Regions from separate parts of the Homo sapiens genome. Here region 2 is linked to region 1. A link is a loop called in an ENCODE intact Hi-C map of the cell type or tissue named here. Cell type or tissue: CD4-positive, alpha-beta T cell. All regions are shown on one strand.

What was found. Hi-C counts contacts between places; a loop is a spot of excess contacts. Peaks named below come from ENCODE experiments on the same cell type or tissue, not always from the same donor. Only the 100,000 strongest peaks of a DNase experiment are listed, where the experiment ranks them.
Region 2: a loop joins it to region 1, with 2.2 times the contacts of the local background. A loop is called at or near these places in 9 of 110 quality-filtered maps.

Annotation. Positions count from the first base shown.
Region 1 is chr5:172,946,248-172,948,747 of GRCh38, reverse strand. All of the region lies in intron 9 of ERGIC1 (endoplasmic reticulum-golgi intermediate compartment 1), which reads right to left. Among named protein-coding and RNA genes, the nearest start is that of RPL26L1-AS1, 12 kb to the left of the region's middle. In CD4-positive, alpha-beta T cell, no CTCF peak of the experiment used is centred here; no DNase peak of the experiment used is centred here.
Region 2 is chr5:172,841,445-172,843,944 of GRCh38, reverse strand. All of the region lies in intron 1 of ERGIC1 (endoplasmic reticulum-golgi intermediate compartment 1), which reads right to left. Among named protein-coding and RNA genes, the nearest start is that of ERGIC1, 8.4 kb to the right of the region's middle. In CD4-positive, alpha-beta T cell, no CTCF peak of the experiment used is centred here; no DNase peak of the experiment used is centred here.

The sequences.
Region 1 (2,500 bases):
ATATTTTCCTCTTGAGCATCTACTTTATGTCATTTATAAGAACCAACACCTCCCATCCTAGGAGCAGCCATAGGCCTCGGAGCAGCAGGAGCCCTACAGCCCATGAAGGAGATGCCTCTTCACTGAGGTACCCATGGGGTACAGAGAGGGAAGTAACTTGTCCGAGGTCACACAGTGCATGTGGCACTCACTCTTTCCCCCATGCCACATTTAAGGGGCATTTAAATGACCACAGGACTCAGAAGAAATAAACAGTTGTGTGGCCCCAGAGGACATTAGCAGCCCCAGAGGCACCACAGGTGGACGGCCAGCTACTGACCTGCAACCTGTGGGGAACTCTGGGAGCCAAGAACACCTTAATAGATGAACTGGTGCCCAGTGGTGGGAGGCTGGGAGACATAGCAAAGGCGAGAGGGAAGTGCGAATCAAACCAGTGTTTATTTTTTTAAATGATATTTCCATGAGATGAGCTAAGCGGGGGCCTGTGAGGCCCAGGATGGACAGACCAGGTCTGTATGGATGGGTGGCAGGGTAGCAGCTGGTCCTCCAGTAATAACAGCCCAGGAAACCGGAGCGGCCCCCCAGGGAGTGGAGAGGACTGGGGGCGCTGGGGGGATTATGGTGAAGTGTTTTAAGTGGGCAAGGCCCCTCCCTGCCGGCCTCAGAACATGACGCAGGGGGACTTTTCAGGGAAGATGACGGCAGGGGAGCTGGTTTATTTCGGTAGAGTGGATCAGATGATGGGAGATTTTATACCACAAAACGCTTTTAGAGCTTGGATCAGAAGATAGGAAAATGTGACTTACGTGCAATGAAGCAAAAAATAAAAAATAACCACACACACACACACACACACACACACACACACACAAAACACATCTGTATTCATCTACACACAATTTGGAACCCAAATGCTTATGACTCACAGACACCTGGCACCCAGTCTCAACTCTCCTTTCATGGGGCTGGCCCAGACCAGAGGGAGACAATGTGTGTATTGAGGTACACAGGAAAGCACATCGCCTGAGGGGAAACTGAGGCCCTGGGGCATGGAAACTGCTATGCAACTGGCTCAGTCACAGGGTGAGTGACTGCAAGCCTGAAGGCTAAGGGGGAACCCTGAGGCAGACTACCTATGAGTATCTACTGATTTTGCTCAACGTGCCCCCATCACCCCGCATCTGTTGAAGGGGCTGGTCACTGTTCACTTGAGGAGGTGAGGGGAGGGGAAATCCTCACACATTCCAGGGGGGTTTCCTCAAAGCTGAGATAACTCAGCTGGGCACAGTGGCTCATGCCTGTCATCTCAGCACTTCGGGAGATGGAAGGGTTGCTTGAGTCCAGGAGCTTGAGCCCATCCTGGGCAAAACAGTGAGATCCCCATCTCTACAAAAAATAAAAAAATTGGACAGGTGTGGTGGCTGTAGTCCCAGCTACTCTGGAGGCTGAGGCTGAGGATCATTTGAGCCCAGGAGGTCAAGCCTGCAGTGAGCTATGATTGCACCACTGCACTCCAGCCTAGGTGACAGAGCAAGATCATGTCTTTCTTTTTTTTTTTTTTTTTGAGATTGAGTCTCACTCTTGTCGCCCAGATTGGAGTGCAATGGGGTGACCTCGGCTCACTGCAACCTCCACTCCTGAGTTCAAGTGATTCTCCTGCCTCAGCCTCCCAAGTAGCTGGGATTACAGGTGCCCACCACCATGCCCAGCTAATTTTTGTATTTTTAGTAAAGACTGGGTTTTACCATGTTGGCCAGGATAGTCTCGAACCCCTGACCTCAAGTGATCTGCCTGCCTCGGCCTCCCCAAAGTGGTGGGATTACAGGTGTGAGCCACCATGCCTGGCCCCGTGACTTAAAAAAAAAAAAAATGCTGAGAGAACTCTAGTGGCCAGGCCCACATTGCCACGGCCCTGCTTTCATTATTTTATCTCTCATCCTTCAGGCCTCCCTGACACACTGGCAGTCAGTAGGAGGTGACTGGCATGAGGTGACGTAGAGTCACAGGAGAGGGTTCTGGTGCTCCCAGGACTGGCACTTCCTGGATTCTGACATATGGAAAGATTCAGAAATGCCCAGTGCCAGGGCGTTCTCACACCTGAACTCGCTCAGGGAAGTGGCTGGTCATGGCTGTCCCTCGTCTTAGAAGGTCACCATACCTTCTGGAACATGGGGAGATGCAGCCACAAGGCTGTGCCAGGTGGTGTGTCTGCCTTGGAATTCAGGCCCTACATGGGCGGCAGCAAGATGACAGGCTTTGCCATTTAGGATTCCTGGGATGATGTGGGAACAATGGGATCCAACAGCAGATATTCTGAAGCTGGAGGAGATGCTGGCGGGATCTCAGGAACTCACGGAGGGGAGGGCAGGGGTGCCGCTGGCAGGAGGGAAGACGCTGATTGGCATTTCCCTGGGCTGTGGGGATGGGGCCTGGGAGGAACACTAATGAATGAAACTGAAAAGAAAGCAAATTGCAGTCGTGACACTTAGTTCCCACAGCC
Region 2 (2,500 bases), 100 kb after region 1:
CCAAGTATACTTGTCTCACATTCCACATGAGCTCATCTCACCCTCACAAAATCCCCGCAAAGAAAGTATGAGCACCCCAATTTGCAGATGAGGAAAACTGAGGCTTGCAGAGGCAAAGTGTCTTGTCCTGGGCCCCACAGCTGGTAAACACTGAGGAAGGGATTTCAATCCAGAGAGTTCTGCCGAATGAGTGCAATGTGAGGGTCAGTTCCAAGGGCACTTCACAGCGTTCCGCAGGGGACCTGTGGTCAGTCCCCAGAGGGGTTTGCAAGGGCGAAGACCATTCAGAAAGGGTGGCCAGGGTTGGACCGCTACATACCACTTTCCCCTGAAGACTTGGAGACTCTTTCTGCACACCATGAACATACTCTTGGACCCAGCAAGACATCAAAACACGCCAAATATCACCAGGGTTTCCCAAAGTTCTTAAAGGATACTTTAGGTAATTCTATATGTTGGTGTGAAAGTGGGAGGGGAGAGAAGATCTAGTGAAGAATAATAAAAATCAGCAAGAAAAATCAGCAAAGCAGGATAGCACCATGTGAGGTGCCAGGCTCTGGGACCCCAGCTCTGCACCTCACCAGCTGTGTCCTGGGCCACTCCCATTCCAGCTCTGTGCCTTGGCTTACCATTTTAAAACTGAATAAAGAAAACATTAACGGAGTGAAAACGCAACTACAGAATGGAAGAAAACATTTGCAAACCATACACCTGATAAGGGGCTAATATCCAGAATATATAAGCAACTCCTTAAACTCAGTGGCAAAAATAAACTTCTATTTTATTTTATTTAATTTTTGAGACGGAGTTTCACTCTGTCACCCAGGCTGGAGTGCAGTGGCACAATCTCGGCTCACTGCAACCTCCGCCTCCCGGAGGTTCAAGCAATTCTCCTGCCTCAGCCTCCCAACTAGCTGGGACTACAGGCGCATACCACCATGCCCAGCTAATTTTTGTATTTTTAGTAGAGATGGGGTTTCTCCATGTTGGCCAGGTTGGTCTCGAACTCCTGACCTCAGGTGATCCACCCACCTTGGCCTCCCAAAGTGCTGGGATTACAGGTGTGAGTCACCATGCCTGGCCAAAAACCCTCCAATTTTAAAAAGCACAAAAAATGTGAATGGATATTTCTCCAAACAAGACATACAAATGGCCAAGATCTTGAAAAGATGCTCAAAATCTCTATTCATCAGGGAAATGCAAATAAAAATCACAATGAAATGGCACCTCATACCTGTTAGGATGGCTATTACCAGAAAAACAAAAGACATGTTGGCAAGATGTGGGGAGAGGGAATGCTTGTACACCGTTGGTGGGGAGGAAAGATAGTGCAGCCACTATGGAAAACAGGAGGAAGATTTCTCAACAAATTAAAAATAGAGCTACCATAGGATCCAGCGGTCCCACTTTGGGGTATTTATCCAAAAGAATTGAAATCAGGATCTCAGAGACATCTGCACTCCCATGCTCACTGCAGCATTATTCATAACTGCCAAGATGTGGAAACAACCTAAATGTCTATTAATGGGTAAATATTGGTATATATACACCTTGAAATATTACTCAGCCTTAAAAAAGGAAATTCTGTCATTTGTGACACCATTGATGAAACTGGTGGACATTACGTTATGTGAAATAAGGCAGACACAGAATGAAGACTGCATGATTCCACTTACATGAAGTATCTAAAATAGGCAAATATGGTGAAACCCCATCTCCACTAAAAATACAAAATTAGCTGGGCTTGATGGTGCATGCCTGTAATCCCAGCTACTTGGGAGGCTGAGGCAGAATTGCTTGAACCTGGGAAGTGGAGGTTGCAGTGAGCCGAGATTGCGCCATTGCACTCCAGCCTGAGCAACAAGAAGGAATCTCCGTCTCAAAAAAGAGGGTGCTCTGATGTTAGGTATTCTTACCACACAAAAAATAACCAAATTAATAGTATGACTATAAAGTGACAGCATGAGATGTGAGGGGTGATAGAGATGGAGCTGTCCTGTATCTGGATGGTGGTGATTACATGATAAACAAGCCTTAACTTTCATAGAAGAGTGCACAAACACACATTAATTTTATCATATGCTAACTTTAAAAATAAAACAAAGAAAATAAATCATGAATCATTGTATCTGTCTGTAAGGCCAGTGTGATTTTATAAGTCCAATGACATGCCTAGCCCAGTGCTCAAGACATTACAAGCTGAAGGGCCGTGAGGTATTGCTAATAAGATGAGCATTACTTCTCCTCCTCCAAAGATATTCAAGACCCAGACCAGAATCTGAGAAAGGAAAGCTAATGCATGGAGGGGCTATCACAACGCCAGTCCCCAGTACATCAGGGACATCCGGGTCCTCTGACTTTACTAACTGTAATTACAGCCAGGCCTCTCATCTCGAATAGGGTTTCCACCTTTTGGAGAAACAGAATGGTTTGTCCATTTCAAGCGGATCTGCCTTCCTGTGTAGCTGTGCTGCCTGGCAGGTGCCAGGAGGAAGGCTAA